Linked DNA regions of Mus musculus: region 1 is linked to region 2. A link is a loop called in an ENCODE intact Hi-C map of the cell type or tissue named here. Cell type or tissue: left cerebral cortex. All regions are shown on one strand. Links, peaks and the distances in the headings refer to the core of each region. The heading gives the core; the rest is flanking DNA.

Region 1 (9,154 bases), core at 768-8,767, 580 kb before region 2:
GGGCATCATTCATACTAGGCAACCACTCTTCCTCAGACTCTAACCCCAGCCCCAGATGGACTTCTTGTTCCCAGTGTTGCTGCCTCTCAGGGAGGTAATCACTGAGCCATATTTTAATATATGTTTCTGTTAAAAAGCCAGACCCCCAAGACCCACTAATGAATTTTCAGTGGAATAAGACACAATTTGTAATTCCTTTTTCAACTCAATTCTTTTCCAGAAAAAAAAAATCTTTATAATTATAGGTCTGAAAGAAACCTTTAAAGTTACTTGCTAACTCTGATTTTAAGAAGGAAAAAAACAAATAAATTTAAAAAAATTAGAGATTTGGGTTGGATCCAGCAGGAGAATTGAGTGAAGCATTTTCTTCTAAAGATTTTACTTTTAAAATACATTTATTTTTATTTAAATATTTATGTGTATGGGTGTCTTGCCTGCTCGCAAGTCTGTGTAGCACATGCCTGTGAGGGCTTTATGAGAATGTTGGAGTCCCTGAAATTGGACTTACAGATGGTTATAGGCCTCCATGTAGCTGCTGAGAATTGAATTCAGGTCCCTTGAAAGAACAGCAAGTGCTTGTAACCACTGAGCCATCTCTCTAGCTGCCTCCCAAAGCACCAACTTGTTATTGGGCTTTAATAATTCTGTTTCCTATCAAATAGTCTAATGAGAAACAAATCTTGCCACACAAGGTTATTAATGAAGTCTTGCTAAGTTCTTACCAAGTCATCACAAAACCATATTTTATACCTCTGCTTTTTCTTTTTTCTTCCCTAACCCGCCCCCATCGTCTCTCCCTTGCCCCCCTCCCTCCCCATCTCCTCCTCTCCCACTTTTTGTGGTTCTGGGAACTGTCCCTCACTCATGCTGCCCTGTGCTCTACCCCTAAGTCACAGCCCCATTCTCAGTTTACTTTTTAAAAAGTGCCTTTATTTATTATTACATGCGTGTGTTTGTCCGTGCCAATGTACGTGTGTCGCAGTGCATAGTGGAAGTCAAAGGAGACGTTTAGGGAGTCAGTTCTGCCCCTCCATCACCATACTCAGGGGTCCAGCACAGGTCACCAAGCTTGCCAGCCAAGCATTTTTGTCCATGGAGCCATCTCACTAACTCTTTCTTTTCATTTTTTTTTTTTAATTTTATTTTGAAATAGGGATTTGCTTAGTTATCCAGGATGCCTTTTAACTCATTATGTAGCTCAGGCTGGTCTCCAGCTTGTGATTCTCTTGTCTCAGTTTCCCTGGTAGCTGGGATCACAGGTCAATGCCACCAGATCTGACTCATTCTTTTCTGTTTTCTGTTGCAATGTTTTTTTTTTCTTTCTTTTAATAGATCAATTCTTGTATGAGGTGCATTCGGTTTCTTCCAATTGAAGGTGATCAGAAGATGAATATACTGTTTCTGATTGAAAATAAAAACTAATGATGTAAAAATAAGTACCCCATGTGTGCCTGAAAATACCCTGGGAAAATGCTTTACCTTTTCCACATTCTAGAAGGGGTCAGAAGCTGGTGAATCCTACAGCATGTAGCCACCATTCCAATGGCATTGTAATATTTGGGGTCCTGTTTGCACCTCACACCTCTGTGACAACATCTATAGCAGTGACTTTGAACCTGTGCAACAGGCTCCGCAGTGACCTGTGCTCACCCTAGCAAAGGCTGGCAATAGGATTTGATAATATCCGATTTCGCAACAGCAGCAACAAGGACTTACGGGAAAATGTGTAGTTCCGATCAAGGGAATGGTGGCATTGCTGATGCATGAATCCATCATTCCCTAGAATTTTTATCACTTAGAGGAGAGCAGAAAGGCCACATTCCTTGGTAGCAGAGGACCAAAGAAAAGGGGAGATAAGTGAGATGCTTACTTGAGGCAATGGAGAACTAGACTGGCGGAACTCAGTCACTGAATCCAGACCCGTGGTGATTTCCATTGGATTGATTAGAACATTGCATTTGTAAGAAGTGGGGTGACTTGCCCAAGGATTCACCCCATGGGATCAGTTTTGGTCTTCCTGTTGTTATCCAGTTTCCATTGTGCTGCTGAGCTGAGCAAGCGGCATTCCCCAAGTTCCCAGGTCACATGGCTTCTGCGTTGGATGGTTCAGAAGGCTCTGGTTGGAGGTTGCCAGGGAGAGAGAAGGCAGGTTCTCTCTGTCTCTGTCACCGTCTCTCTCTCTTTCTCCTCCATTTCCCCTCTTTCCCCTCCTTATACCTCCCATCTCTCTTCCCCCTCCCCCCTTCCCATCTCCTGCCATCCTGCCCTGCCTTTCCCTTCCCCATCACCAAGCCCACAGTCCACCACAGCTTCTCCCATGATTCCTTACTGGACCCTGGTTCCAGGAATGCTGCCTGATTTTGAGTTTTGGATAGTGGCAGATTGGTGTTGTTGCTAACCTTTAGGTTACTCCATGCTACTCTTTGTGGTTTCTATCACCAAGTGGTACATTTTGTTTTTCAAGATGCACCTCTGGTTTTCCAATTGGATCTTGCATCTATTCCAAGTTTGACTCAAAAGTTGATATGGCCCAAAACAAAACAAAAAACAAACAAACAAACAACAACAACAGAAAACCAAACCAACCAACCAAACAATCAACCAACCAACCAATCAACCAAACACCCAAACACCCTCAAAACAAAAACAAAAGCAAAACAAAACAAAACAAACAAGCAAACAGAAAAAAAAAAAAAGACTGAAGCCCAAGAACTCTCACTTACCACATGACTCTTTAAGACGGAGGATACTTTCTTTGTTTCTTCTTTTTCTTATTCCAAGGATTGTTTGAGGATGTATGGAGTCATAGAGGAGAATACTTTGTAGTTAGAGGCATGCACTTTAGTCCGTGTTCCTGTTACAGAGCCATGCGTGGCCTGTGCTTGTTAAAGCTCCTCTGCCTGCAGAAGCTTCTGCCTGGGGGGAGGGGGCGGGGCGGAGGGGAAGAGGCCAGGCCCTCACTGAGTTTGGCTTCCTTTGGTGTGTTCTGGAAAATCCAAAATTTCAGACGTCTTCCAGTGGTTTCTGAATGTAGTCTGGGTGAGAATTAAACCATTGCATCAGCTGCTCTCAAGGTGTGTTCCTCAAACCAACAGCCTCAACATGGCTTGGTAGCAGGGGAGAGGTGCAAGCCCTTAGGACTCCAGGACCACGGACTCCCACGGAGTTCCATGGTGGATCAGCCTTTAACAGCTTGATGTCTCCTGAAACTTGGGTGAAGATGCACCCGCCAAACAGCCTTTCAGCGTCTAAGAGGCTGGGCTGCCCGTTCGCTCAGCTGGCAAAGAGGATCTGCGTTTACCACCTCTTGCTAGGTGCTGCTCCAATATGCACATTAATCCCTGTGTGTCTGTCTCAGTTGTTCCTTCTAGCAAGCCTTATGTGGGGGTAGAATTGACACATAGGCGACACCTTGTTATGAAGCGTGCCACGCGTGTCAGAAACTGCAAGATGCCACAGCTGAAAGGACGGTCATCGTCCTCACAGCACCGAGAGCTTAACCAAGTTCAGATGAGATGGAAGCAATTCAGCCGCATCGGACTGAATGCTGTGGAGGAGTTCTTGGCCTGGCATGTCTTCAAGGCGTAAGATCAGCAGTATGGCCACTCTGAGGATCACCGTGGTCATAGACCTGCTTTCCTGTAAGCTAACACTCATGTAGTGTTGAAAAGGGCAAGAATCAATTCATCAGACGTGGGCGAATAAGTCTATGATGGCCTTAGCATCTTCCCAAACGGGCAGGTCCTAAGGGAGCTGACTTAGCATCTCTGCAACCCACAGTGGTCTTGACATCAGGAATCACCCTTCAGGAAGTTTCTGCAATGGTAACCTGCAGATGGGCCTGCTGAGCTAGGCCAGGAACAGGATATTTGGAGAAAGGATCTTTTGACTGTAGGCTGAAAGAAATTATTATGGTATTGTCGAGGAAGGTATATACTCACTAGAGTAACAATGGCCTTAAATATATTCACAGGATTTGGGACACTGGTTCAGCAAAGAGGGTAAATTAGGTTGGGTAGTACCGGCTCTCTCCACACGAGGGAGCCTAGATTCCTCGTTTATATTTTCTATCCGTGAACGCAATTTGTATTTTCATCTTGCCACAAATTAAACATGAGTGACTTCTGTTTTATCATTTCAGGGTTTATTTCATGTAGTTTTGATGGTTCCATGACGTTCCAAACAGTTACGTCTTTTTCTTTTGGGATTTTGGGATGCCAGGTTAAGGCACTAGAAAAACATGGACCGTGTTTCTGCTAACAGTATCCTTTTATGAGCCTGATGCTATTTGGATTATCTGCAAAAACATCTTCTTCATTAGTGACTATGAACAAGATCTGTCAGTGAAATCGTCTCAAAAATATGCCTGTGCATATTTGAAAGAGTATTTACATAACACAGAAAACAACTCGTTGATTCATTTAAACTGGAGAAACAATTGTGTGGTATATTTTCTTATTACGGTGCTTTGGAGACCTCGCTGGCAACAAGTTGGGACCTGAGTGGCTTGGCTCCTTTTCAGATGGCATTTGGGAGTAAGAAAGGGGCTGTCTGTCCCAGAGGAGGGCCTGTGTGGGGTGGGGGTGAGTACACTGCCGCCAAGAGTGGGTGAAGCAAGTGGAAACTCCCCAAAACTGGGGTGTAAATTTGCAAAAGAATATTGAACCAGGCAAAAGGGAGCAAAGAAAAGGAGAAACTTTAATGACATTGGGTTAAAGTATCAAAAGTCAGGCCCCGAGGACAGGGCTCTGCGATGCTTCAGGGTTCGGGTACACTGGCACACAAAGCAGTGTTTTTTTCTTGTTTCTTTTTTTTTCTTCTGCTTTTCTAGAGAATTCCATTTTTTTCCTCACCATAACTCTCTCCCACCATAACTTTTTCTTGCTAAATAAATATGTCACGGGCTGAGGGGACAGGTGGGCTAATTTTCCAATTCTGTATGGTTTTCTGCAGAGACTAGAGGATCTGGGAGGATGGCTTAGTGAGGAGACAGGAATGGGTGTCCTGGGGGTGGGGCAAGTGCACAAGATTGTCAGCGTGCACAAGAAAATCCAGGTGGGGCTATATGAGTCTGAGATCTCAGTGTGGAGATGGGAAGATCTCTACAGTTCACTGGCCGGCTGATCTGGCAGAACTGGTGAGCTCCAGGCTCAGCGAGGTACTCTGTTTTAACAGAGATAAACATACATGTGTACTTGAGCATGTATACACACATGTACAGGCATAAAGAAAGGAAAAGTAGAGATACCAGCACTTCTGAAACTATTGATTTTTGCTGTGCCTCGCTGCAAAGTTTGTTCCTCGTCAGAGGGATAGGGATGGGGGTTGGGAAAGCACAACAGAACAGTGTGCCGGGCTATCCTCTTACGCAGACAGAGTGTAAGCATTTTCTCTAAGACACATGCTAAAATGCTCAGTCTTTAAATTAACATGACCCCATGTTCACATGACTGACCATGTCACCCAACCTGGCTGTGAGATGCGAGGGCCTGGTTTATTTATGTCTGTAGCTGTCATCAGCAGAGATCATGAATGAGAGAGGGATGTGTGAAGTCCCAAGAGTTCCCAGGGTGCTCTACGTTGGGTCATTATCCTGGGGTAATTGGCGTTGAAAGGGTAGGACCTCTAACGAGCTGTTTCTGTCCCTAATGGCTGGGAGCCTGGAAATTAGCACAGTGCCTGCTGTTCTACATGAGTGACCCGGCCTCTGGAGAGTCCTAGTCCCTCCAGGAAGGTTCTGTGACCACCTCATGGTCACTGCAGTAATGGCAACAATTACAGAATGGCCCTTTCAGTGAGACCCCGTGTGCATCAGTTAGGGACTAATCTCATTTGAGCAACAACAGGCCTGCCTGTAATGTCCATTGACTGACCAGCACCTCAGCGTGGTTGGCTGGATGTGGCTTGCACCTCTTGTGGAAGGAGAGAGATGCAGAGGGAGATGTGATGCTGTGCCTGGCTGCAGAAATGAGGTTTGGGATGGCAAGTGAATAAACATCACAGCCATGGGTCCTTTCGAGCTTCTGACTTGACCTTTACAGTCTACAAATACTTGAGGAGAAACACAAAGGGACAAAAGACGGGAGAGCATAGAAGAGCTGCGAATCCACAGGAAGGTTGGTGAGTAAGACTTAAACACAATTCTTGGGTCTGGAGGTGTATCTCAGTGTTAGAGTATTTGCCCAGCTCATGCAATGCCCCAGATTCTATTGCCAGCACTACAAAAATAAAGCAAGATGAAAACTATCACAGGGAAAGTGATGGATAGGGCAGTGACCTTGATCTGATACATGGCATGCATATCTCTAAATGTCACACTGGATCCCCTGACTATGCACAATTATCATGACCCAATTTAAAATAAAAATACTTAAAAAATAATAACAGTTTGTTATCACAGGTCTCAACACACATTCAGCAATGTGGGTGTGGTTAGTCCTTACCTAGGAAACCCCCATATTTTAAAGGTGCAGGAGAATTCCTGGTGACTCCTTCACGGTGACTTGGCTTTATCTCATGTGTTAGTATGGCCAGTGCTGTCCGCTCACGACAACAGTAACTTCACCCCAGAAGGGTGTGACTCAGGTGACTGAAGAGGTGACCCATGTGTGAAGATTGAGGGCCTCTCTTAGAGATAGATGTGTGTACACATGGTGAGTCCCCGAGAGGGAGGCCTGTTCATCCTGGACTAGCCTCATCCTAGTTTGGACACTGAGTATAACTCTGTACTATTTATCCACCAGAATTGTTTCATTAACCATGTGGTTAGATTATTTTTCACTGAATTTAACACACTAGTAAATTTAGTGTAATATGGATTCACAGACTATTCTCTGTGTGCAAAGCCAGAGGTGGTGAATGGACTGCAAAGCATTCATTTGTCTCTCTCTCTCTCTCTCTCTCTCTCTCTCTCTCTCTGTATTTGTGTGTGTGTGTGTGTGTGTGTGTGTGTGTGTGTATTGTGTGTATTTTATTCCTGTGCTAGGATTGATCCACGGGTCTTTTGCATGTCAAGTAAGTGTTCTACTACTGAGTATCTGGGCATGCAAAATATTTCTGAGAATAAAACTACATAAGGAAACACAGGTGGAAAATTAGGTGGATTCAAAAGTAAACTGTCTTTAGTTTAATTTATTATTTTTAGTTTTGATATTTCATTCTGTATTTACGTCATTTCTACTCTCCTCTCCTTCTCTTCAGCTCTTCCCCAACTCACTTCCAAACTCATTATCTCTTCTTCTATCATTATTGTCACATGTGCCTCCTTAGACAACGTAGTGTTATTCAAATGTACAAGTGCTTAAGGCTGACTAATTACGATCGGATAGTTTGGGTCTGTGTGTGGGGCGGCCTCATCCCTGAAGAAGACTGATTCTCTCTCAGCATCCACTGATTGCCTGTAGTCTGTGAGCTAGGGGTGGGGGACTCATGTGAAATCTCCCCCATCCATGTTGGCATATCAACTGATGCTGTCACTATACAAGTCTGGCTTATGTAACTGTATTGCTGAGATTTAATGGGTGCGGCAGTCTTGCTGTATGCAGAAGATACTATATTGCAGCTGGCACCCTGACCCTCTGGCTCCTACAGTCTTTTACTCCTTCTGCGGTGCTCTCAGAGCCTTAGGTGTTGGGATTGCAATGTGGGCATACCGGATGCAGCTGGCTACCCCATGGCTATTTATTCCTCTTCATTCCAACCAGTTTTGAATCTCTGTAAGAGCCTCTATCTGCTGCAAAAAGAAGCTTTCTTGATGAGGGCAAACTAAGTCTTGCTCACCATCATAGTGTTTTTCTTTGAGAACCTTTGGTCGACTCAAACAATTTACAGTTGGAAGAAGAAACAAGATAAGCTGTTTGGAATTTGTATAATGGTTCATGTTGATTTACAGTCTTAGGAGAGTAAAGATTAAAGATGGAAGGTGAAGAACCAGATGCACTTAGTGACCTCAATTTATTTTGGGTTCTCCACAGTGCGTGGGATCCAACCTAGGGCTGCATTTACTAGGTCAGCACTCTGCCACTGAGCTACATCCCCAACACTGTCCCGGAGTGTTAAAGAAAGCTTTTGCTGTCATTTGTAGTGTTAAGTGTTTGTCTCAGCTAAGGTATGCAGACACAGAAATTGCTTGTAAAATATAATTTCGCTAGAAAATGATCCCTTATTCGGTCAAAATGAGGAGCCAGTGCTGAATTCAGCTCACAAATGACCAATTTAATGTATATTATTAGTGCATGAAAATAATTGTAGGTGCAAAAGGGAGTTTCCCTTTTCAGCAGCTGCCTTAGGTATGCTGGGCTAACAGTGCCCAGTCAAGTTGGGTCCTGTCACATTTGCCCTCTGCTTTGGCTGCCCTCATTGCCGTGTGGAGCTGTAAGAGGAGGAAAGGAAACCATCAGCTTTGCTTTGCTTTCCTTCTTCCCTTCCTTCTTTCCTTCCTTCTTTCTGTCTGCCTGTCTTCCTTCCTCCCCCCTCCCTCCCCCTCTCTCTTTCTTTCCTCCTTTCCTTCTAAAATTTTTAATTAATTATTTTATTTACTTACATTCCAAATGTTGCCCTGCTTCTGGTACTCCCTCCCAGAGTTATTCACCCCCTCCCTTTTGCCTTTAAGAGGGTGCTCTCCCACCTCCCAGGCATCCCTCTTCCCTGGGGTATCAAATCTCCATAAGATTAGGCACATCCTTTCCCACTGAGGCCAGACAAGGCAGTCCTCTGCTGTATATGTGCCAAGGGCCATGGACCAGCCCATGTACGCTCTTTGGTTGGTAGCTCAGTCCCTGGGAGCTCCCAGGAGTCTGGGTTAGTTGACACTGTTGGTCTTCCTATGGGGTTGTTATGCCCTTCAGCTCCTTCAATCCTTTCCCCAACTCTTCCATAGGGGTCCCCAGCCTCAGTGCAATGGTTGCCTGTAAGTATCTGCATCTGTCTCAGTCAGCTGATGGTGGGGCCTCTCAGAGGACAGCTGTGCCAGGCTCCTGTCTGCAAGCACAACATAGCATCACCAATAGTGCCAGGGTTTGGTGCCCACCCATGGGATGGATTCCAAGTTGGACCAGTCACTGGGTCACCTTTCCTTTAGTCTCTGACCCACTTTTGTCCCTGCATTTCTTTTAGACAGGAACAATTCTGGGTCAAAAATTTTGGAGGTGGGTTA
Region 2 (9,154 bases), core at 357-8,356:
CTGGTGAAAAAGTAAAACAAACAAACAAAATCCCTCAATTTAGTTATAGCTATTGCCCTAATAAACAATGCAAAAAAGTTAAAGTAACAATTTTGGAAAAGTGGAAATATTACTAGAAAAAAAAATCTAGTACTGTTTGGTAAATATCAACACAGGGAATTTGAAATAAAAGTAATATAAGTACAAATGAATAGAATGAATAGTAACAAGCTGACAAGATATGTAAAAATTATGAACTTGTATACATCCATTATAATATAAATATGCACATCTGATCCCAGAAAAGATTTCATACAATTTCCTCAGAATTGATCAGAACTGCTTTTCCAAGCAGAAAAGGCTATAATTATGAAGCATTTTCTCATGTGTTTAGATCTATTTAATTTTTAACTTCTCCTTCTCTCTCTCTCTCTCTCTCTCTCTCTCTCTCTCTCTCTCTCTCTCTCTCTCTCTGTGTGTGTGTGTGTGTGTGTGTGTGTGTGTGTGTGTGTTTGTTTCCTGAATAGATGCACAGAAGTGTGTGTGTTTCCTGAATAGATGCACAGAAGAATTAGGTGACAAAATTTCTGGGCATTTATTGTGTTTTAAAAACCATACTATTTTTGCAATAGATAATATTGTTTAAATAAAACCTAATGATCTCCTTTAATTTTTGGAGAAACCTTTACTGTTTATAAGTTGATTGTCTCGGGTATTTGCTACAATGAGCAAAATGCTGAGGGACAGACACACTTGCCAACAGAGCCTTCTGATTTCCAACAGCAAGCAGGTGTTTTCCTAGGGCAGTCTCTGAAGCCAAACCAAGGGAGGATGCAGTATAACAACCAACTTTGTTATTAAAAGTTGCTTCATTGAGTAATAATTGTTATCAGTTTCCTGAATTAGTTGTGTTCCATTTCCTACCACCGTTAAGATACATTTTCTCCTGAAAGTCTTTATAAAAGGCTGGAAGTTTGTCCTTGTGGACTCACTTTCCCAAGCACTCTAGCCCTGTGGAAAAGCTCAGCAGGAATGACAGTGTTTCCATCACAAAACGGCAAGTATGTTTCAGCTTTCTTGCTTTGTGGAAACGAAGCCCGTGCAGACTGGCTGGATTGGGTCTGAACTCTCTCATGCTTCCTGGGTTGGAGTAGTGAGAAGTCTATTCTGCCACTTGATCTTTAATTGCCAAGCTTCCTAGCCTTATCTGGTGTCCTGTTGGTCCAACCTTGCGGTTGTCTTAGAAAGAACTGTGGCTTTATTCAGCTTACCTGGGCCCTTTTTTTATTTTCTCGAATGCTCCCATGTTTGGTATTGTAGAGGTTTCGTTGGGATGATTGACTTATTTTCATTTTGCATGTCAGTCACACCATGTAGCCCATGCTAGTGTGGAACTTGCAACCCCCCTCCCTCAGTTTTAGGAGTATTGAGATTACAGGCACTGACTGGCATAGCCAGCACTTAGCATTTAGTTCTCAGTGGTAGGGTGGTGACCTTAGTCTGAAGATCACCACCACATGTATTGCGTGTTCTCTGCAGATTAAAGGACACCACCATTGTTATGGCAACCCTGTGCTGCCACTTGGGTGACTTTCCATGTCATCAGAGAGATGCTGCCTGTACTTATTATACACCATCATTTTAGCTCATCTTTAGTATTCGTTAACTCATCAGTGAGTGTTTGAGAAGAATCTCCTTGAATCATTCTTTATGAGTGAAAAACATGAGTGTGCTTTCTGAATGAATCTTGAAGTCTCAAACATGCCTCCTCCCGAATCACCGGGAAAGGCTTAGCTTTTCCTAAAGCATGGCTCCAGTACTCAGGTTACAAGACTTTAGCACCCACCTGCCTGCATCTCCCCCTACCCCCACCCCTCAAGGCCAAGCCATATTCTCAGCTTTCCAGGGTAATGCAAGAAAGAAAAAAAAAAAAAAATAGAGTATATCGGTCCACAAGAAAAGCCAGAGAAAACAATGAGTCAGGCAGTTTGGTCCAAATAAAGAAAAACCAAAAACCAAACCAAAACAAAAACAAAACAGAAATGGCTTAGATCTGTATTAAGACTCTCCTTGGGTCTAAAACAAAGACTTTCGATGTCAAAGTATTGTTTACAAGCCACCCCTCCCCCCCTTAGCCAGACATTGAAGAGAACCTTAGAAAAAGAGGGGATAGCTAGAACTAAGGCCCAAAGATACAAGTCTGCCCCTTGCAGAAGCAGAAGCAAGAGAAGAAAATTTAGCCTTGTTCTCTTTTGTTCTAGCTTTTTTTTTTTAAAAAAGATTTTTTTTTTTTTTGGCAATCTGATAGTCTTTTTCCCAGAAAAAGATGTTTTATAATTTAAAATATCTTTTAGCCTTATTTACTTTACTTTATATGAATGAGTATCTTGCCTGTGTGTATGTGTGTTCACCATGTCCTTGTCTGGTGCTTACAGGGGTCAAAGGAGGGAGCTGGACCCCCTGGAACTGAGTAAGACATGGTTGGCGGTCACCATGTGGATGCTGGGAATCAAACCCAAGTTTTCTGCAAGAACAGCCACTGCTTTTAACTGTCGAGCCATCTCTCCAGTCTCCCAAACTGTTTTCAATGCATAAATAAATTAGAAGTACAAAGGGAATGATTTCTGATAACGCCTAATGGTACTAATGGGCCCCTTGGCAGAGAGTTTTCATGGAACCTGGCTTAAGAATCTATGCTGTGCTTTAGTCTGGAGCCTTGAAGGGAAGAGGGGCATGCTCAGGTTAGGACAACTTAACTCTCATTTCAAAAAAAGGTATTTACAAAGTGACGGTAGGGTGTAGAGGAAACTTACTAGGAAGTGCATGCTCCCAGAAAATGCAGAACATTTTAAATAAAATCAGGAATCAAGGATGAGAAACAAAACTACCCACGAGTCCTTGACAACAATGACTGTCTGGGGACTCAGGCAGCAGCAGATGACCATTATGGCCTGCGAGGCAGAGCACACATTTCCCGATTCCACTGTCTGATAATCTGAGCTCTTCAGAGATGTTACAAGTCACGCTAACTTTTAAAGATGCAAATCAATCTTGGTCTCCATTGTCCTGCTCCTCAGTCACCACCAGGCCAGGCCAGCAGCTAACGGGCTGGGCAAGGCCATGAGTCCTGAGCTCCCTGCAGTTGTCCAGGGCAGCAGGGGAAACAGGTAGTTAGTCCTTACAGATGCCACCAGTAAAAAGACCCACATCCTGTCGCCCAGTCCTCACTGTGTTGGCAAATATTTCAAAATGCTTTACACTCAATGAGGAATTAGACAGGCTTTCTTTGTTGGAAGACTTCTTCTTTTGAGATTGATTTTAAAAGCCAGCATTTCCTGATGGCTTTCCCAGGAACTCTCAATATTTAGGCCTCCTGCCCCACTGTGTATTGCTGGGTGCTTAAGGAAGGAATGAGCCCTTGTAAGCTTTAAGGAATAACGGTTAAAGTTTGAAGAAGTTTTCAAACAGGCCAAAAAGATGAGAGCGCAATCCTCTGTGTGCAGCTGTTTGAATGGCTAGGTAAGGCTCTGGGGACCTATGCCATAAAGGCGGTGGTGTTTCTTCTAATGATTTGTATCAACATTCCACACATTACCCCAAACTATTTAAGAATGGATGAACCATTGTTAACTATTCAGCGAGATCTGCAGAGAACATCTGATGTTCCCAGATGGGTTTCCCTTTTTTAATAGCAGAAGGTTAATGGGTATCCAAGCTGCATGTCTCTGTCCAGAGAGAGAGAGATAGATAGATAGAGAGAGAGAGAGAGAGAGAGAGAGAGTGAGAGAGAGAGAGAGAGAGAGCACTGAGTGACCAAATACCTTGGCCTGAAGGGGTGAGGCTGCTTTAGCAGAAAAAAAAATCCTTTCTTCTGGAAATTCAGCGGGTGGGGCTGCTGTGTCCACAGAGAACCTGTTGGTGGGTGTTCCCCGCTGCTGTTTCCACTGTTGGCTGAAGCTGTTCGGGTGTATGTCTCTATGTGCCATAATGTTCTGTTACAAAATACAGCAGAGTTCATGAGATTTTGCTTCAAAAAGAAAAAAAAAAAAAAAGACAAAAGACAAAAGTAAAATCCTGTAGCTGGGCCAGGTGATTCACACCTATAGTTCTCCCGCTTAGGAGAATGAGGCAGGGGGATTGCTGTGAATTTGAGGCCAGCCTGGGCTACAGAGTGAGAACCTATCTCACCAAACTAAAACAATACAAAGCAAAATGCTCAGCTTCTGCTTCCAGGTGAGATGATGGATCTTTCCTCCCACAGAGCTTGGCTCTGTTTCTCACTCTCAGGAAGGCAAATGCTCTGATAATGGCTTGACTTTCCTAGTGATCTGTGACACTTTCCTGTGCTACTATAGGAGGTGGCTTGGTGACTAAGGAGGGTATCTTTGGAAGGGGATATTTGCCAAGCACTCCACTGGTTTCCTGCAGTAACTCTCTCCAGATTTGACATAGTTTTTAGTAAAATCTCAGAGGATAAACAAAGATGAAAGTCAGAGGACAGTGAATCTTTCTGCTGGTGTTCTGACCAGAGCTGCGTTCATAAAGCATTCTGTTTACGAACATGGAGGAGGATGCCGGGGTAATAAGGTTAGCGTTGGAATCGCTCTTCGAGGTCACTCTTGTAGAGTGTCTGCCTGGATCAGGGGAGGCTGCCAGGGCTCCATCTGTTAGCAATACAACGCCAGCTACAAACACAACTGTCGTGACAACCACACCAAGTTAGTCTTTCAAATAAAACTTGTTAAAAGCTACTGCCTCCAGCCTCCACCCACTGCAGCAAACTGCATTAAATCATCCTCTAACTAGTATTTATTTTCTTAGGCATTCCTTCCTTCTGCAGCTGTGGGCACGTCAGCTTTTGATTTAAAATAACCCTACCAGGACGAGCATTTACAGTCCCGTAAGGTCAGGCTGTGTTTGCGACGATGTCCGAAAGCCATGCCCCACCTCACCTTTCTTGGGTAGTGAGGCTGCTGGGGCTCCATCAGGTCCTCTGTGTGTCCCCTTAGTGTCACGGCTTTTAAGTCTGGGTTTTCTCAGGTTAGCTGATGCCCATCTACAGGTGCTCTTACAGAAAAGCACTCTAAAGAGAAGAATGGAGGGTTCACCTCCAAACTCTCCCATGCCCCAACAAGGCCCCTGGTTTGCTCATTTAAGAGAACCTGGGTGGTAAAGGACAGTTTGGGCTCATCTCAGTCAGCCTGTGAAATCTGAGTTCACAAAAGAATCAAAGGTGTAAGAATCAAAGGTGTCACTAAGTCCATTAGCCCTGTGTGCTGTGACATGTATTTTCTTGTGACTTACAGACTTGAAATCTGAGGCCACCAAATGGCTCTCGGTAACCCCCTTGTTACAACTCTGATGGAAAAGTAACCAAATCTCTCAATACTTTTTAGATCCATCTGTAGTTAAGGGGCACCTTTCTATAGGGTGTTTCCTGTAAAATGGTCAAATGGTTCAATAAAAAAATGTCTGGGGAAAGTCAAAGGAAGAAACATGGTGTAGGTTTCTGTGTTCTCTGTACTTTTGGAAACATGAGGGGAAAGCCCTTCCTTATGGCTGGGAGAGTGGTCAGAGGCCACACTGTATCTGAACATGGTACATGGGGCAGGATCTGCAGTGCTGCAATTACAAACACATGTCAAGAGCTAACAGAGCCAGGCACTACAGATCACTGCAGTAGCTGTCAAATGGAAATCAATAAATGAAGAGTGGTGGGATGGCACGGAACCGTGGCTGAGTTTGTAAAGCGCATGACCCGAAAGTGTGAAGACCCGAGTCTGGTTCCCCAGCACCCACGCACACACTGGGCACAGCAGAGTGCACCTATAATAAAGATCCAGGAAGGCAGAGACAGGAGGCTTGGGCTGGGGCTCACTGGTTAGTTGGGTACTCTAGATGAATCACTGAGCTCCAAGTTCAATGAATGATCTGGTCCCCAAAATAAGGTGGAGGGTGATAGAAGATATTCCATGTCCACCTCTTACCTCCACATGCGTGCACACATATGTTCACACCCAGACCTACATATATGAACAACACACATGAACATGTGCAAATGATTCTCTCTCTCTCTCTCTCTCTCTCTCTCTCTCACACACACACACACACACACACACACACACACACACTTACTTTAGTAACCACTAGAGGTTAAAGCTTAAATGGGAACAATATGATTTACATACAAAAAGGAAATAAAAATGAGTCAAATATTTTATTTACCATGTTAATTAACAAAGTCATAAGGTAGTATTTTGGCTGGTTCATGGGAATCTTCAGAGGAATGTGAATTTATAGAGAGTTGAGGGCCATGGGAATGAATTTACAAACGGGTAGAAACTGGTAAGAGAAAGCTACAGGCAGAGTAGTAATCAGTTGTTTCTGGTGAGACACAGACTGTGGTCAAGAATTTGCATAACCGCCGGGCATGGTAGCACACGCCTTTAATCCCAGCACTTGGGAGGCAGAGGCAAATGGATTTCTGAGTTCAAGGCCAGCCTGGTCTACAGAGTGAGTTCCAGGACAGCTAGGGCTACACAGAGAAACCTTCTCTCCAAAAACCAAAAAAACCCAACAACAACAACAACAACAAAAACAAAAAAAGAAAGAAAGAAAAAAGAAAGAAAAAAAAGATTTTGCATAACCATTTGTTTCCCCCAGGTGACCTTCAGTGTGCATCTCAATGGGAAGCAACTCAGCCAAAGTAAATAAAGTGAATCATATGGGGACAGGCTACATAGCCAAGTAATCCCTATAAAAGCAGTACTGAGTGACAGGGTATCTATCCCTTGGCACTACCTCAGCTCATACATACACAGTATGTGATGTCTCCTGCATGTTTCTCTAGATTCTATTCTTAATATAGCTTTTTGATATAAACTTTAAAACAGGTGACCCGAAGTGACAGAGCAAATAAACAACTGTCAAGTCTTAGACCTAGATAGTTCAAGTCCATGATCTGCAGTGTGCAAAACTGCTAGAGGTTGGCTATGATCAGCATGTGTCCATGACCTAAGAACAGAGGCTGGACTGCTGACAATATTACTGGTCTAGAGCGAACACAGAAAGTCAAGGGGAAAACAGGAAAGCTGGTGTTGTATAGAATCTCCCTGGGGCTCTGGCAGTGGAGACAGAGGCAGGGCATTCATTGTGCATGTCCCCTGGGTGCCCTTGTTCAACCACTGAATCTGTACCCATGCACACCACATCTGATCTCACTATGACTTGCAAGGCACCGGCTGATATCACAGCCATGGTAATGAGAGACTCACCTTGTAGCAAGCTGAGGGGGCCAGTCTGGCAGAGCTGGGGAGAGGAGTTAGCTGGAAAGTGCATTCTTTGCAAGCAGATGGATCCCTAGCACTTGTAGAAAATCATACAGGGAGAGGGACAAACCTAGACAGATCCCTTGAGTTTCCTGGCTTTCTACTCTAGTAGAATTGGTGAGCAATTCAGTGACTGACCTGTATCAAAAGTGACAGGAAGAAAGCCAACATCAACTGCTGTCCTTGTGCCCAACTGATGAGCACTGTGAGTTTTGTACAACTGGGAGATAATGGGAAACCATGAGCACTCAAAATTAATCTTGTAAGTGGGACTCCTTGTACCCTCTGAATTTCTTAACTTGTGATGAGTCAACATATGCACCCACACATGTACACACACTCCCACACATTAATGTACATGCATACCTACACATGTATATACAAACACACACACACACACCATTTCACAGTAAGAGGATTTGATACAAATATTGGTCCCACATGTTGGCTTTGAAGCAAACCTGGGTTTGCACACACCAGGCCTTTAGGAGGTGACATGGCCATTCTGTTCCTGTTTGTGGGGTGCTGACGCATCCCTTTATTCACCAGGGATGAGGGCTAGCTTTGTTAAGTGGAACATGGCAAATAATGTGAGCTGCAAATTCCCCGACTGGCAAAGGTTCTGCACAATTCTTTTTCTGCCCGTTTTACTGTATCCTGTTTAAAAAGGAAGTCCAGAAATATTTAGCACCACTGGATAGCTGTGCCCTGGGCCCTTCTGATTTCTCTCTCATCCACTTGTCCTCTGACCCCCAGGAAGCCTGTTCCTGGGAGTCTCCAAGAAAGGAGGGATACCTACAAAACTCACATTGTCCCTCAGCCTCCATTTGTTCAGTTTGGAGACAGTTCACTGGAGCTATACAGTTCAGTGGTTTCCCCAAGCAAAACTGTGTCACATTCTTTTTATTTGATGAGGGGTGTCCTTTCTTTGAGAAAGAACAGAATAGAGAAGGTATGTCATCCAGATATTCAGAAGAGTAAGGAGGGACACTGAGAATGTCAATAGTATTGTCAACAGTACTGGAGGCAAACTCAGGGTATTTCCAATGCTGGGGAAGATCTCCACCATTGGCTGCAAGCCCAGCTCTGGATTTTTATTTTCAAATGAAACTTAGTCTGCCATGTGTAACTGTACTGGCTAGTTTTGTGTCAACTTGACACAGCTGAGGTTATCACAGAGAAAGGAGCTTCATTTGAGGAAATGCCTCCATGAGATCCAACTGTAAGGCATTTTCTCAATTAGTGATCAAGGGGGTAAGGCCCCTTGTGGGTGGGACCATCTCTGGGCTGGTAGTCTTGGGTTCTATAAGAGAGCAGGCTGAGCAAGCCAGGGGAGGCAAGCCAGTAAAGAACATCCCTCCATGGCCTCTGCATCGGCTCCTGCTTTCTGACCTGCTTGAGTTCCAGTCCTGCATCCTTTGGTGATCAACAGCAGTATGGAAATGTAAGCCGAATAAACCCTTTCCTCCCCAACTTGCTTCTTGGTCATGATGTTTGTGCAGGAATAGAAACCCTGACTAAGGCAGTAACCAAACCAATGCTTTATATGACTCTTCAGGAACAAAAGACAAGGATGATAGAAGTGGATTCCATTCTGTATAGCTGCTGGGACTTTCATGTCCTGACTCAGAAACACTTGGTGAGGGAGAAGCATTAAGCCACTCTTACCTGCAGGAGTGTCAGGACAAAGTCATGAGGACAGGTGGGATGGCTGATGGTGTTTTCGGTGACTTGTTCTGTGCTGTGTAGAAACAGCAGGTTTCTACATCACTGGGAGTACACCATAGTAATGGGCAAACCACTCCAAACCACATCATATTTTTTTTTGTCCCAGTCCCCAGAGAGCA

The links. Peaks named below come from ENCODE experiments on the same cell type or tissue, not always from the same donor. Only the 100,000 strongest peaks of a DNase experiment are listed, where the experiment ranks them.
Region 1: it touches region 2 in a loop (2.2-fold over the local background); 8 of 42 quality-filtered maps call a loop at or near these places.

What each region holds. Positions count from the first base shown.
Region 1 is chr14:58,030,752-58,039,905 of GRCm38, forward strand. No RefSeq gene overlaps it. Among named protein-coding and RNA genes, the nearest start is that of 3110083C13Rik, 36 kb to the left of the region's middle. In left cerebral cortex, for the core only: a CTCF peak has its summit at 4,026; DNase peaks (open chromatin) are centred at 4,041 and 5,033; H3K4me3 peaks cover 319 bases.
Region 2 is chr14:58,613,192-58,622,345 of GRCm38, forward strand. No RefSeq gene overlaps it. Among named protein-coding and RNA genes, the nearest start is that of Gm25614, 33 kb to the right of the region's middle. In left cerebral cortex, for the core only: no CTCF peak of the experiment used is centred there; a DNase peak (open chromatin) is centred at 4,706.